2 separate regions of the Mus musculus genome follow, and region 2 is linked to region 1. Evidence: chromatin loops called from intact Hi-C (ENCODE). Cell type or tissue: heart. All regions are shown on one strand.

Region 1 (8,000 bases):
TGGAAGGAGAGAACCAGCTTCTGCAGGTTGTCCCCGGACACACACGCACACACACACACACAGGCATGCACACAGAGTATTAATTGAGAACAAGGAAATGCACAGGCACACCAGCCATGGTAGAAAGCCTGCCTCGTGACCACACTGATAAACGGGCTGAAGCCAGGTGTTGTATTCCCTGTAATCCTGGCACCCAGGAGGTGAGGCAGGAGGATGGAGAGTTTGAAATCACCCTGGCCATATAGAATGGCCTTTTCAAAGGAGAAACCTTCAGTGCTGACAGCTGACTGCCCACTCGTGTTTTCAATGCCCAGAGAGCATGCTGCTTTAAGTGCTGCAGACAGCACGCTCCCAGTGAGCAGGGACAGGTGCTCTGTGTCCTAGTATCTGAGCCCTTTGGGCCAAACTGGGGAGACAGTATAGTGCGTGGGAGCCAAGAAGGATATTTGTATATATTTGCAAGGTCAAATTGATCAGAAAGCTTAACAGTAAGATTGAAACCACAAAATGGCTAATGGGAGTGTTTAGGATCACACAGGAGATGTGATGAGACTGAGTCCTCCTCCTCTTCCTCCTCCTCTTCCTCCTCCTCTTCTTCCTCCTCCTCCTCCTCCTCCTCCTCCTCCTCTGTCTGATGAGCAGCCCCTGTGTATCTGAGTGCCTAGTGGCAGGTCTCTGGAGGTCCATATTTCTTTGTTAGGAAAGAGACTAGTTTACCACCCTTCAGATACACTTGCAGGGAAGCGAGACCAGACGTTTGTTAAGTAGAGCGCTCGGATGACTAGAACCAGGCTTCAGTCTGTGTCTCTGAAGGAAGCATTGATGAAGGGAAGAGAACATCCCAGGGACCCCACAGTGGTAACTGTCTGACTGCTGCACGGCCACAGACCTCATTATAAAGTGAGAGATCTACTGTAAAGAGAAACCCTTCCAGCTTAAAGCCAAAATAGCCCTGGCTTCTGCAGCATCACCAGAGAAGGTGCGCCAAAGCCAGAGCCTCAAGTATGACACAGGATCCCCTACCCCATGTCTTGTTGGGTGTGGCTCTTGGGATGAGCTGTCCGAGAAAGCATGGAAGTGCCTAATAGTCTGCACCAGGGGCCTGCAGCTAGGAGGCTTAGAATGTGCTCAGTCCTGAACAGGGAAGGCAGACAGAGAGCCTGGAGGTGGGTTTGTGTGTGCCCCAAGCTGCGCTCCCCCTGGAAGTGTGTCCCTACACACTGTTTTAGGGACAGCTGCTGTGTACACTCCCTGGCCTATCACTGGCCAGCATCACCATAGTCTCCATCTAATCAAGTGTCCCCCTCCCCTCCTGTGGGAACCACCAGTGGCATTACCCACCTAGGGCGTCAGTGCTCACTGCCAAAGGGAGTAGAGCTCTCACCTGTGGGTGTAGGGCAAGAAGCTCTAAGCACCTCACCACTGAGCCGCATGGCCAGCTCTGAGGCCAGCAGTGTGGGGTGTACTCCATTCTGACCAAAAGGTTTCCACTGCCACCTGCTTCCTGCACTCTGCAGGAGTCACCCAGTGGGGACACAATTGGCAGGAAACAGACAGGCACCTGCTCCGCATTGGAGTCAAAGTCAGAGCTGCCTTGAGTATCTTAAAACAAGCAGGATTCCTTATCTTCCCCACCGAGGCTGTTTTCCAAAGTCTGGTTTCATTCAGTCTGCCCAGCCTTTGTCCTGACTTATGAACCCACCCACTTAAAAAAAACAAAAACTGCACTAAAAAGCCATTTTATTGTGTCATGTGAGTTTTTATTAGGCAGCTATTAGGGGAATAAAGGTGATTATGCATAGTACCAGGCTGATGGAGAAGTGCATGGTGGGACATGCCCTTACCTACCATCCTGTACCTCCCTCTGCAAGCACTCTCACCCCTCCAGCAGTAGGTTGCATCACTTACTAATAATATCCAGATTTGGGGGCCCGGAGAGATGGCTCCGCAGTTAAGAGCATTGGCTGCTCTTTCAGAGAATTCGGGGGGGGGGGGGGGAGGCGGAGCTCACAGCTGTCTGTAACTCCACTTCCAAGGGATCAGATACCCTCACACAAACATGCTTGTGGGTAAACACCAATGCACATAGAGTGGGTTTTTTTTTAAATCCAGATTTGGGGTGAGGCACTTCTGCTGGAGCAGTCAGCGGTAAGAGCAGCAGACCCAGGGTTTATCTCAGTGAAACAAGACAGCCTCGAAGCAGGGCCCTTCGGCTGACTAGATTTCCTGCTTTCTATTTCATGTCCCGCCTGAACCATCCTGTCACCGGCCAGTGGAAAGGCACTGACCCACTTCCCTTTGAGTACTGAGCAGAGTACCCCTCCACTGACTAACCTCCTTCCTTATAGCACAGACATGTTAACGCTCGGGCTGTTGTGCCACTGAATGCTGCCTGTCCTAGTTTGCTGTGATAAAACACTGACCAAAAACAACCCAGAGGAGGAAAGTGTTTCTTTCTTCTTACACGGTCCATTCCATCATCAGGGAAAGCAAGGACCCGCCTGGTAGACGGCTGTTCACTGGCTTGATCCTTCTGGGACCACCTGCCCAGGGGCAGCACAGCACAGCTTACAGTAGGCTGGGCCCTCCCACATCAATCATCAATCGAGAAGCAACCCCAGATAGGCTCACAGGTCAGTCTGGGGGAGGCAGTTCCTCAGCTGACTGAGTTGACTAACTAATGCCCTCCCCTGAGAGTCATCCGTCCCTTGCCACAAAGCTATCCCAGCTCTGTGGAGTGATGTCCCAGCTGCATCTTGCCTCCTGGCCTTGGAGGTGAGAGTGTGCATAGAGAGAGTGTGAGAGGACAGCTTCAGGGGTGGTGGGGTGGGTCAAGGACCTTCATCTGCACAGCCATGGGAGGTCATCGGCCATCCTGGAGAGGGGCTATCTGAAGGTGTGGTTGTTTGGGGGGGTCACTGGCACTCCAGTAAGTAGCATGAATAAGCTTATTGGTTAGCCAGGTTGGACTTTTGGGTAATTGCCCCATCTGAGTGAGTACATACTAGTCTGTCCCCAGGAAAAGTTCAGACAGCTGTTTAATAGTTAAGTTGTACTAACCACACCTGGCCTCAAGAGGGCACTGATGTGCAGACAGCTCACTAACAGAGGAGCAACTTGGCCTGTTCCAAGACACAAGGTGAAATCTTGCTGCAAATGTGGTCTGGTACCAATGAAATGACTGTCCAACCTTAACCGAGAAATGTCTTAAAATTGACTTAATGTCAAAAAAGAAGCCAAACCCTGACCTTTCAGTGTGTGTTGGATTGGGCCCACATTCAGGTTCTGAGTAACTGTGAACTCAATAAAATCCTTGTATTGTTTTAGAAAGGATAGCCCAGGATGGCCCTGAACGCTGTGTTGCCAAGGATGACCTCGAACTTACGATCCTCCAGCGTCCACCTCAGCACTGGGATTACAGGCGTACAGCGCCACACCCAGTGGATATGCTGCTAAGGTCAAACCTCAGGCCTCTGACACGCTAGGGACCTGCTGGACCCACTGAGCCACATCCCCAGACCTCCCATCAAGACAGTACGTGCTGGACCCACTGAGCCACATCCCCAGACCTCCCATCAAAACAGTACGTGCTGGACCCACTGGGCCACATCCCCAGACCTCCCATCAAAACAGTACGTGCTGGACCCACTGGGCCACATCCCCAGACCTCCCATCAAAACAGTACGTGCTGGACCCACTGAGCCACATCCCCAGACCTCCCATCAAAACAGTACGTGCTGGACCCACTGGGCCACATCCCCAGACCTCCCATCAAAACAGTACGTGCTGGACCCACTGGGCCACATCCCCACACCTCCCATCAAAACAGTACGTGCCAAGAGCATTCTACACATGTTTAACCACAGAGGGTGAAACTTTCATAAAGTGTTTTAATAAATAATATTAAGGCTTCGGGTAAGTACTGCTTGGAAACAATGTTTTCCAGCACTGAAGTTTACAATCAGAGTCTGTAACCACAAGCCACCATCTCATGGCGGGTGATACAAATACTAGGTTGTCCCAGGATTTGTTTCCTCACCCCGCCACCCACCAACCCTAGAATTGAATGTATATTCATGTTTGGTTTTTTTTCTCTCTACCTATACCCGATGTCAGTTTTAGTAGTTGCAGAAAAGCAGTTGACCAGTGTGGCAGAATATTTCCTCCTTCTAGAAAGCTCTCAGGAGTTCCTGGAAAATCATTGATGCAGCTTTCAAATAAATGAGCAAAGGGGCTAACGGCTAAGCGGTGGCAAGAAGAGATGCAGACTGCCCTGCGGGTTCCGGGCATGCTGCTCTTCATATCCCACACGCCAAAGAGGGCACAACACAGCTGTCACCTACAAAGAAGCCTGCTGAGCGCAGCCTCACCCGATGCCCGTGAAGGCTTTCCACACGGAACCCTTCAGTCAGAGCTTCCAGCAGGTGCTACTAATGGCATCTAGGATATTCTAACCTGCCTCTGGGTCACCTGTAAGACCGTGCAGCCAACTAAGCAGGCCGTCCCCTATGTCAGTGAACTCCACACCCACAAGTTAAACAAGTGGTGCATGTCCCCATGTGCCCGCAGACTGTCCACCATGAAGAGGCTGAAGGACTTTCTTGCAAGAAGAGAAACAGAGGCTGCCAGTCTGTGTTGACAGACCCCTCCAGAGGCACTAGATGGACTCCAGAATCCAGTCACTGCTGGAGAGGTGGGTAAGGGGCGACTGGTCCCTGGGAGAGCCATGGTGCTGCCCGTCCTGCAGAGAGCCCTGCTCCTGGAAGTCCTCCTCATCGTCGAAGAAGCCATTCTCCAGCGCATAGGTGCAGTCCAGACTGGAGGCTGCCTGGCACGCTCCCTTGTACTCCTGAATGGACTCGTAGAGGCTGTACAGTTGGCAGAGCAAGGACATGTCCAGCTGTCGGAGGCCGACCTTGAGAGAAAGGAGAGGAAGTAGAAACCAAGTCAGTCCTGGACTTTCACTCTGTTGAACACCCAGCCTGAGTTCCACCTGGGCTCACACATTCCTTCCCTCAGAAGGGCTGAAGGTGGTATCTGTGGGATGCTCTGGAGTTCCAGGCAGACACATACTTCCACCATGTCATTCAATACCTCAGACGTGAGTGGGTGAGTCCACACCTGCAGCCCAGCGAGCCCAGCCTGAATTTGTTCTGATGCTTCACAGACACACCCAGTGACGCACAGCAGTGCATGTTCTGGGCGCCTCAGCTCCATTCATTGTGAATCCCAAGTCCCAAAGACATTGATGCTCCCCACGCCCAGACTCAGAGAAGACCCCTTGCAACCCTGCCAAGACCCCACATTCTGTCATTCCTAGGTGGCAGATTACCCCTGGCCAGAGACAAGGTCTCACAGCTACCCCGCTGTAGCAACACCATCTGCTGCAGGGTTCTCCAGGCATGGCAGAGTTCAGTGCTCTCTCTTCTGACAGGGCCTAGTGTGGTCCCTCCCCAAGACAATGAACTAGGAAGAGACCAATGATGGAGGCTCACAGCACCTTCTGGAAAGGTCACAAAAGCAAGTGCCAGGGACAAGGAGCGTGCGCGGGGGATGCTGTGCATCTGCAGTCCATCTTTCCCTCCCTCCCTCCCTCCCTCCCTCCCTCCTTCCCTCCCTCCTGCCTGCCCTATGACAAAAAGCAGCCAGGACTAGAAAAGCATGGGTCCCATCAATCCCAAAGGAAGGGACAATGCACAGACTCACAGGGGAACCCACACACCCGAACTTTTAACAGGTCAAGAGTTACACGGAGCACTTGAGAAAGCGCCGCCTGCTTCCTGCTCAGCAGCTCCACAGTATGGTCAGACAAGATGAAAGGCAGGACCAAAATGGCCCAGGGAAAGAGAAAGACCCCAGTAAGCCCAGACCTGGGGTGCTAACCTGAGGCTCTGGGAGGGCAGCCCACCAATGCTATTTATGGGATTCCAATCAGAGGCAAACTTATTACACAGTCCCAACCTCTCGGTGACTACCCCACATACAGACAGACCTAATGTCACTTTCCTAACCTTGTTTTAGAGACCTGAAGGCAGCACACACCCTATGGCCTAAGAAAGGTAGACAGTCAATGCAGACATGGTAGAACATGGCTGACATCTCCCAGTACCTGGGAAGCTGAGGCAGGGGGATTGTGAATTTGAGGCCAGCCTGAGCTACATAGTGATAGCATCAGAAGACAAAACAGCATGTAGGCTTTTCTCATTAGGATGTCCTGGTCAAATCCTCCCCCCTACATGGCACCTGTGTTCCCAGATTCTATTGCAGATGTGAACACAACCCCTACAGCCTGAGGTTCTATGTAATTCCTACGCACCTGCCTGCTCTCAGATTCAACTTCACTAAAACAATACCTCCCAAGACTCTAACCTGTGTCTGCTTAAAATGTTCAAGAAGATGCTTATATGACACGTGTCTCCTGCCCTGTTACTGTTCCACCATTGGGTGAAAGACCTTAATACTCTGTTTCTCATGTCAAGAACAGACCACAGAAAGACCAAGTAGTTGTGAGCAGATGCTAACATTCACCTCATGGGGTCAGCGCATGGTGAGACAAAAAAAAAGCTCCATGATTCTTAAACTGTTGGATGACAAGGTCATGACCCCGTGTCACCCGGGACTCATGGTGCCAGGTTTTTCAGAGTGAAGTCTTCCTGGTTACCCAGGGACATTCCCAGGACAAGGATGACTCAGAACTGTCTTGTCATTGCATTTGACACTGGCCTAGAAACAACTGACCCTCTTAAGAGACACAGCATGGTCCCAACATACCTGTTACATGGCCGAACATGTGCCCAGTACATGGGCAGATTTCACCTAAGTACAGTCGTGCATGATCACACCAGCCTCAGCTCCTGGGAGCAAATGTTCCAGGCACCAGACTAACTCCCTCCCACTAAGCAGAATTTCCCTGAACTACAGGAGGTGAGTGTGAGCAGCACTGACAGCCTTCAGCATGGCTGCTTCAGATGACTGAGTGAATACACAGGTCTGTCCTTGTCCCAGTGTGGGGTCATGTCAAGAGTGGGAACCCTAGCCACAGCTAGGAACCCTCAGGTAACCCTGAAGCCATGGCTGGACAATGCTGTGTGCTCACAGCACACCTACATGGCTCCTGCCAAGTCATCAGAACCCATCTGCTTGAGGGCAGCACAGTAGGCCAGCCCAGGCTCTCCCAGAAGACTGTGTGCTAAGGGGTCTGGATAGAGATGAGGAGGGGTGTATGCCCTAGGACTGAACTACGGGACATAGTGAACTCACCTAAGGGCAAGGACAGCTTGCCCTTCTAGGAAAAAAGTGTTAATGAACTGTCCCCATCCCTAAGTCACCCATCACCTGCCATCTCTTGACTCACCCACATGTTCCCAAGGGATACCTCTGCTCCTCCCAGCTACAGCAGGCTTCAGAACTGATAGCTTCTTTCAGGGAGCATTGTGAAAACTTGAGCCTTATTTCAACAAGTCAGTCTTCTCAGCCCTGTGGTTTCCCACCCTCTATTGTGACTTAACGAGACAATGTTAAGGGCTAAGGGCTCGCTCAATCCCTGCTTGTCCTTCCTGTCTCTGCTCAGGCTGCCTGCTTCCTCTCTGCATTCTCTCCTCTCTTCCTTGTGCTCTTCCTTCTCATGGCCCTGTAGTGCGGCCCTGCACTGCTCTTCCCTCCAGGGTCTGCTTCCTTTCCCCAGGTCTAACAATAGGCTCCATTGCAGGAATAGTCTCAGACGAGGGTCAAGGGTCACTAAAGTTCCAGAGACTCACTGAGGTTGGGGGAAGCTCTCATCACTAGGTGATGGGGCTTAGAGAACTAGACACTCTTCTTTCTTTAGACAGGCTCTCACGTAGCCCAGGCTCGCCAAAACTCACTAAGTAGCAGAGGATGACTCTGAACTCCTGTAGTACTGTGGGGACAGGCGCTCGCCTCCATCCTCTGTAGAGGTGACCCTTTAAAAGGAACCTCTTAGTAGCTAGGGAGATGCATGCCGTGCAAACAGGGTGACCTCA
Region 2 (8,000 bases), 88 kb after region 1:
ATAGTGGAGGCAGAGAGCAGTCTGATGGTGGAGGCAGAGAGCACTGATAGTGGAGGCAGAGAGCAGTCTGATGGTGGAGGCAGAGTGCTTTTGGGGACCATCCTAGGATAGTTTCACCCCTGCAGCCCTGTCTTGCTGGTGCCCTGAGACAGAGGGGCTAGCAATTTGAGAGGCCCCATGAAGGTAAACAGCACAGGTTGGAACTTCTCTCATCTGGTACTCCAGTTGGTGTGAGGGGAACTTCTGGAAGCTCTGTGGCCGAGTGAGTGTCCTTGCTCTTTCAGGAGGTGTATGTTGGCAAGGAGACCCTGTGCACCATTGACGGGCTGCACTTTAATAGCACCTACAATGCCAGAGTCAAAGCCTTCAACTCCTCTGGTGTTGGGCCCTACAGCAAGACTGTGGTCCTGCAGACCTCCGACGGTGAGCAACCCTCAGCCGTGCATTCTGCCTCTCTGCCCATATCCTGGGGGTGGGGGCAGGGCAGGAGCAGGAAGAAGCCAGTGTCCTCATTCTATGGGGCTTAAGAGTTTGACCTTGGCCACATCTTGTCTCCTCTTTGTGTTTCAATCTCCTACCTACAGGGTGGGCCATGGATAGACACTTCCTCTGTCACCTCTAACAGTACCTGGGCCATTTGAGGAGATGGTAGGAGTCAGAGCTCCAGGGAATAGACCTGGCTGTGGGGCCAATCGGCCTGCACGTCTGTGCTCCCTAGCAAGGCTGGATCTGTGGAAGAAAACTTGGGCAACACAGAGACACAGAGCAGGGAAGGGGGGGGGGTGGATTCTATTGCTGTGACAAAGACTATGACCAAAATCAACCTGGGGAGGAGAGGATATATTTCATCTTACAACTGTAGAAGTCAGGGCAGGAACTGAAACAGAGGCCATGGAGGGCTGCTGCTTGCTGGCTTGCTCAGCCTGCTTTCTAATATAACTCAGAACCACCTGCCTAGGAGTGGCACCACCCACAGTGGACTGGGCCCTCCCCTGTCAATCTTGAGTCAGGACAATACTCCCATAGACTTATTTATTTATCATATGTAAGTACACTGTAGCTGTCTTCAGACACCCCAGAAGAGGGCATCAGATCTCATTATGGATGGTTGTGAGCCACCACGTGGTTGCTGGGACTTGAACTCAGGACCTTTGGTAGAGCAGTCAGTGCTCTTAACCACGGAGCCATCTCTCCAGCCCCTGGGCAAATCTTATAGAGGCATTTTCTGAATCTAGGTTCCCTCTTCCCAGATAATCTAGATTTCTGTCAAGTTGACAAAAGCCAATCAGCACAGAGTGTGACTGTGTATATGTGAGTGTGTGTGTGTATCCCACATAGACCACTGGCGGCAATGAATCGACTCTGTTAGAAGCAACTAAGTCTATCAGTCACCTTGGCTGTACAGAAAAAATGTGTGTTGTGTTGGGGGAAAGATGGGGGGATAAGAGGGGCAGGAAACAGAGATTCTTGTGCCTGCTCTACCTGCCTTCTTCCTTTCCAGTGGCCTGGTTCACCTTTGACCCCAACTCTGGCCATCGGGACATCATCTTATCCAATGACAACCAGACGGCTACTTGCAGCAGCTATGATGACCGGGTGGTGCTAGGCACAGCTGCCTTCTCCAAAGGCGTGCACTACTGGGAGCTGCACGTGGACCGCTATGACAACCACCCGGACCCAGCCTTCGGAGTGGCCAGGGCCAGCGTGGTCAAAGATATGATGCTAGGCAAGGATGACAAGGCCTGGGCCATGTACGTGGACAACAACCGCAGCTGGTTCATGCACTGTAACTCCCATACCAACAGGTGCGTGCTCCCTGAACCCCCACTTAGCCCGCAGATTCAGGGGCGGGGACAAGGTTCTCTGATTGTCCCAGGTGTTGGGGGAGGAGCTGTCTTTTAAAAAGTTTTCTTTCTTCCTCTCTTTCTTTCTCTCTTTCTGTCTTTCTTTCTTTCTTTCTTTCTTTCTTTCTTTCTCTCTCTCTCTCTCTTTCTCTCTCTCTCTCTCTCTCTCTCTCTCTCTCTCTCTCTTTCTTTCTTTCTTTCTTTCTCTCTTTCTTACTTTCTTTAATGCATATGAGTACACTGTAGCTGTACAGATGGGTGAGCCATCATATGGTTGCTGGGAACTGAATTCAGGACCTCTGCTCCTCCGGTCGGTTAGCCGGAGGAGCCATTTTTTATGCACTTTGTTCTGTAGTTCCAGGGGTTTTGGAGAAAGACTAGGTGAAGTGTGAACCATTTGCCTGTGTCACAACTGAAAGTACTTGATGGTGTGGGGGAGAGGAGGCAGTTCTGGCTCAGTGGCTCTCTGTCCCCCAGCTGGCCTCACAGTAGTGCCTTTCCACTGAGAGCTTTAATTTGCGGTTTTCTTACTGGTCTTGCTCCAGTTCTTTCTGCAACCCTCTTGCTAAGCCTGAGTCACTGCGCAACACTAATGGGATACTTGTTTCCCGCAGAGGGAGGAGGAGTCATTGCCACGGCTACTGCTTTGCCTGGAATGACCCTGGCGCTGCCGCAGGGAAAGCATAAAGAAGCCAATCCCAAGGAGCTGACCTCCCTGGGCTCCTGGCAGGGTAGGGCTGCCACCAGGGCTCCTGGGTTCTCGCTGCTCTTCCAAGCAGCTCTGACTGCTCTCTTCACAACGAGTAACCCAGCTTCTCTCCCAGGAAAACCAAGTCTAGTTTGGCCAGGAACTTGCCTGAGGACCCTCAGATCCCCCTACCTGATCACTATCTTTTCACTGGTAATGTCCTCTGCTCCAAAGGATTGTGGGAGGGGCAGCAGCTAGACTCTCAAGCTGGGCCGTGGAACTTAGCAGGCACTGCAGGTTAACCAAGTAAATTCGTCTGGCCCGGTACTGCAGAATAAGCGATGAGGCCGACCAGGTGATATAGGTTTACCAGGTGACCTCCCTCCACCTCTAACCCACAAAGAGGCCAAGACCACCCTGGCCTACCAGTTCCATGCCTGTGTGCTTGAGCAAGCCCAGTACCTAGACATTCTGATGGTGGCAGTAATGAACTCAAGCATGCATTGGGTGCTTTTGCGGGGCAAAAGCTTTCTCAGAAGCCAGACCCTGCTCCCAGACCTGACCTTGATCGTAGGGGGTGAGTTCATGGAAAACTGGCAGGTCAGACTTGTTACTACTGCCATCTGGTGGCCATAATTAGAATCGCACTGACTGCCCAGTCTGTTGGACGCTTCTCCACCAGACCCTAAGGCACCTCCAGGACACCTGCTCTTCCCACCAGGTCCTTGTAAAGAGTTCATGTCAGGGTCTCTTCTCACTTCTGCCCCTGGCTCAATCCTAACCGAGGACTCAGTTTCCTCCCAGGGCTGAACAAGGTCATGTCAAGGGAACCCTTAGTTAATGAAGGGCATGTCTGCTGAAGGGCACAGAGGGTTCTAGGAAAAGTCTTCCAGGTCTATTACTTAAAGTTCCTCCCAGCTCAAAGGCATGTAGGTCTCAGATGCTGTGGATAAGAAGGGGCTGAGTAGCTTTGGTCCCTTAGAGCTGTGTTCTCTTGTGGCTGGCACATACATACACACACACACACACACACACACACACACTTGGTGGCTAGGTTTGAATGAAGCTGTCCTGAGTTACTGTCACATCATGACCTAGGTGTGATGATAGGTTTTCCTGGTTTATCTTCCCAGGACTGAAGGCGGTGTGTGCAAGGGGGCCACTGTGGGTGTGCTGCTGGACCTAAACAAACACACTCTGACCTTCTTCATCAATGGGCAACAGCAGGGCCCCACAGCCTTCAGCCACGTGGATGGGGTCTTCATGCCTGCCCTCAGCCTCAACCGAAACGTGCAGGTACCTTAGAGACACAGGTGGCTCGCCCAGTCCCGCCCACTTCTCTGCTTCCTGAACAATGAGTACTGTAATGAGAACGGACCACCTCGCTCATCAGATAGGCAGTCTTCTGCTAAGGACTGTACATACGACCTTTTGGAGCAAACAAGCTCCATGGGGCTCCAGGAAGGAGCAGGGGCTCAGTGCCCCAGGGGATTGGATGGTACAGGAGCTCCTAACACAAGCTAGATGGGGGCATCCTTTGCTTCTAACAGACTCCCTCTGTCCCTGGATCTATTAAGGGACCTGCCATGTGTCTATTGCCCTGCAAGTGTTTCCACAACAGTCCGGTGTTGGTTACGTAAAGGGGCGATTTGAGGGTCACAGTGAGAGCTGGAAGAGACAGCAGCAGGCTCAGAGACTCGGCTGCGAGAAGCAGAGCCTCTTTGCCGCAGGGCTCTGCGGCTCATGCCAGTGAACCCATCTGCTCGTTACTGTAGCTCCGGTTATGAGGCAGAAAGCACAAAGTGGCATGGGCCTTAGCCATATGGGGGAGACAGATGAGTAATAAAATCCATAGCATGAGTTCTCCGGCACGTGGTCGCGGTGCTACGTCAGGTGTTCTGTGCTATGGACAGCCTCTCCTGCCCCTCTTTCCGCTCCTCTATCTCCTCTGTCTCCTGCCTTCCTCCTGTGTTAGGGCTGGGACCCAGGGTCTTGTACGTAGTGTGCAAGTACTCTGCCACCCAACCAACTCCTGCTGGTTTCATCTTTTCCAGGTCACCCTGCACACAGGACTGGAGGTGCCAACAAACCTGGGACGGCCAAAGCTGTCAGGCAACTAGCCTGGTGGCTCCCGCTGCCTAGCTGGCCGTGATGGAGGGCTTCACGGAGGACCAGGGCATAACAGAAAGTCCTGGGTGCCAGCAGCCAGCGGACATCTGAAGACGCTTTTCTGGGGGAACTGAGAATGAATCACATGCGAGCCCCACGACCATACTGTGGCCGCCTATATCAGGAGTGGCCTTTCACCTCAATGCCACAGGGCTATGGTCCCCCCCAGGGTGCCCTCAAGATGGACACCTTTTGTTTCCGGCTTATATTTTCTGACATCTGTTTAAAAACTTTGATTTCCTCTTAAGTTTTTGTTTTTTGTTTTCCTGGAGGGAGAGGAGAAGGCAGACTCTGAGACTGGTATCCCAGGATGGATCAGCCCCGTGATGTTACTCCATGCCTGCCTGTAACCCATTGCTAGGACTCTGTTCCTTTATGGAGTCCCAGGCTGACAGTTTGTCACCTCTGCGGGAAGAAACGGACCTTGAGCCTCTGGGATATGCAGTTTTCAATACACTGCAAACTAATTTGAAAGGGACATTAGTCATTAATGAACTGCTAGGACCCTTCAGAAAGGCTTCCTTAGGGTCTGTATCATTACCCATGTGCTGTTGACCTCTCTCTCTCTCTCTCTCTCTCACACACACACACACACACACTCTCACACACATGTGTGTGTATGTGTAACAATCTGTTATATTTTATTCACTCAGTTCTTAGTTATGAGTAGAAACACTGGAATCCAAGACAGTGACACGTCTTTGCACAGTGGTGGCTTTTTCTAGAACCTGCTTCCACAGAAATTGCTGGACATATATCTGCACCGCCTTCCTGGGCTGGGCCTTGATCACAGAGGCGGCAGACCCTGGGAAGACAGACTGTGCATCTCAGTAAGCTCTTACGGCTTCACCCGGTGCCCTCTTTGAAGCATCATGAACACAAGGAGCGACCCTGGTGGCGACAGGGGTGGCTCTGTCACGATGAGACAGATGAGACCCCAGAGAAAGGCTGAAACTAGATGGCGACACCCTACAACTTCTCTTTTCACATGAGCCAGGGTTCCCTGGGATGCAGCCGAGTCTTCCTTCTTCCGAGGAGCACTACCCTTGCTGGGGAGTTCCACACGGAGTCATCCTGCCTTCCGGCCCTGTGTGCTCACTTCCTGTCTCTCTCCTGCAGCCACCAGCTCTGCCTGGTAGCAACCTTGCTCAATCCCTTGCAAAGAAATCATCTCATCATCTCATCGGGCGTTACGTTCTACACAGAGAAATGACTTGCCTGTCAGCGGGGCTGTTTTTATCAGACATACCTGCACGCCGACCCCAACTGTGCTTCCTTGCCGATTCTGTGCTCAGGCCCTGCACCAGTTCCCAAGTACCCACTACTGGGCTGCACAGACCCGCCAGTCCTACCTCAGAATTCTTTCTCTTGGTCCTTGTTTCCTCAAACACTCCAACATCACCAGGAGCCCTTCAGCACTGTCCAGCCTCCGCACTGGGCCCTGGGGCCATATTCATTGCATAGGCATAGCCTTGGCCTCTCTGGACTCTCTTCCTGCTAAGTGGCTCACAGCTCCATCTCGAGCCCTCGGGGCAGCCGCAGGACCCCGGCCGCTGCCGCTGCCATCCTCAGTTGCTCTGCAGCTTCCGTTGTCCCTTTCCTACAGTCTAGCCACAGCCACAGCCACAGCTCTGAAAAGGAGGCACAGGTACTTCAAAGGGAAGAACATGGAGGAACCTCTGCCTTCCTGGCCCAGGAAGTTGTGGTCAGGGGTGGTCCAGGGATTTGGGTGTCTTGTGGAAGAGAAACCAGAAACCCTGGAGTAAGAACAGGGCAGAAAGGCTGGCCACAGAGAATCTTTACAGTCTCAAAGCCTGGGCCAATCACCTTCCTGGGAAGCAGGAGTCACTTGAGCCAATCTGCACCTGTGGGTGGCTTTGGGGAGATGAGAAAGTGACCACAATCCCAGGTGACTTTTTCTTCTTCCTTCCTTCCTTCCTTCCTTCCTTCCTTCCTTCCTTCCTTCCTTCCTTCCTTCCTTCCTTTCTTTTCTTTTTTTTTTTTCTTTTTTGGTGCTGGAGAACCCAAGCCTTGGCCTTGCACTGAGCCTCCAACTCTTCAGGAGGCCACTTTCCTCCTCCTCCCCCTCCTCCTCTTGTTCCTCTTTCACCTCCTCTTCCTCCTCCTCTTCCTCTTCTTCCTCCTCCTCCCCTCTTCTCTCCTCCTTTCTTTGTCTTCCTTCTCCTCTTCCCCCTCCTCTTCTCTTCCTCTTCCTCCTCTTTCCCCTCCTCTTCTCTTCTTCCTCCTCCTCTCCTCCTCTTCTACCTCTTCCTCTTCTTTCTCCTTCTCCTTCTCTTCCTCTTCTTCCTCCTCCTCCTCTTTTTTCTTCTTGTTTTGTTTGAGACATGGTCTCACACTGTAGCCCAGGCTGGCCTGGAATTCACTATACAGCTCAGGCTAGCCTTGAACTCACAGCAATCCTCCTGCCTCAGCCTCCTGAGTACTGGGATTACAGAGGTGAGCACCACATCCAACTCAGATGACCTCTTTAAGGAGGTTCCCTGGGGTTGAACACAGCAGAGCCAGCTCCCCGCCCCCCACAGGAGTATGAGTGGGCGGGGCTAGCTGTCTCCCTTTGCTCACTGGAGCCCAGAAGCAATATGCTGGTGCCAGGGACAGCCCAGGCAGCCCTGCACAGCCACCTCTCCCCTGCCTTCTGCACAGGGCGCCTTTCAGGGACAAGAACGCATGGAGGAGAGTAGGGTAAGACGGGGTCTCATGATTCGGGTTTGAGGCAACTGGAAAAGTGGCAAGGCCCTGGGATCATGGGGTTCTATCCCATGGAGTCCTTAGCAGCTGGCACTGAGGTTCCGCTGCTGTATATGAGTGATACCAGCATAAGGCCTTCCTTTGTGAGCCACTGAGAAGGACCTCGGGGTAAGTCTGTCAAATGTCCGCGAGAAGGAAATTCAGCTCCTGAGCCTGTTCTCTGGGTGAGTCAATGAACGTCAATTCCTTTTGAATGAGTGTCCTTGATAAGTACCCACTGGCACCCACTCTACACACAGCACCTCTTCCCTCTCAGCAGGACAGCAGTGCCCACAGAGCAGGTTTTTCCTTCTCTGTCCTGTCTGGGAACACAGCCCCAGTTTTAGGAGACAGGCACCAACCTTGGCAGTCTCACACCGTGTGTGGTCCAGGCTGTACCTTCAGATCTTTATGTGGTTCCAAAATGTCCTTAGCTGCCCTGTGGCCTGAAGGAATCCAGAGCCAGGGAGCAATATGCTGATAGCAGGGTGGGCCCTGAAACATGGACAAGCTCTGTGAGAGAAGGGGTAGGGGTGACCACTTTACTGAGC

Evidence for each region. A loop is a pair of places that touch in the nucleus more often than their neighbours do. Peaks named below come from ENCODE experiments on the same cell type or tissue, not always from the same donor. Only the 100,000 strongest peaks of a DNase experiment are listed, where the experiment ranks them.
Region 2: a loop joins it to region 1, with 8 times the contacts of the local background. A loop is called at or near these places in 11 of 42 quality-filtered maps.

What each region holds. Positions count from the first base shown.
Region 1 is chr8:124,736,387-124,744,386 of GRCm38, forward strand. Arv1 (ARV1 homolog, fatty acid homeostasis modulator) reads left to right here. Exons shown (of 6, transcript NM_001368372.1): 6 at 1-1,738. It overlaps Fam89a (family with sequence similarity 89, member A), which reads right to left. Exons shown (of 2, transcript NM_001081120.2): 2 at 3,871-4,915. The coding sequence ends at 4,658. Among named protein-coding and RNA genes, the nearest start is that of Fam89a, 11 kb to the right of the region's middle. In heart, a CTCF peak has its summit at 3,074 (motif pointing right); no DNase peak of the experiment used is centred here; H3K27ac peaks cover 399 bases.
Region 2 is chr8:124,824,434-124,832,433 of GRCm38, forward strand. It overlaps Trim67 (tripartite motif-containing 67), which reads left to right. Exons shown (of 10, transcript NM_198632.2): 7 at 285-423; 8 at 1,502-1,805; 9 at 3,666-3,828; 10 at 4,587-8,000. The coding sequence ends at 4,652. Among named protein-coding and RNA genes, the nearest start is that of 2810004N23Rik, 35 kb to the right of the region's middle. In heart, a CTCF peak has its summit at 3,166 (motif pointing left); DNase peaks (open chromatin) are centred at 2,528, 3,148, 7,308 and 7,708; H3K27ac peaks cover 237 bases; H3K27me3 peaks cover 2,388 bases.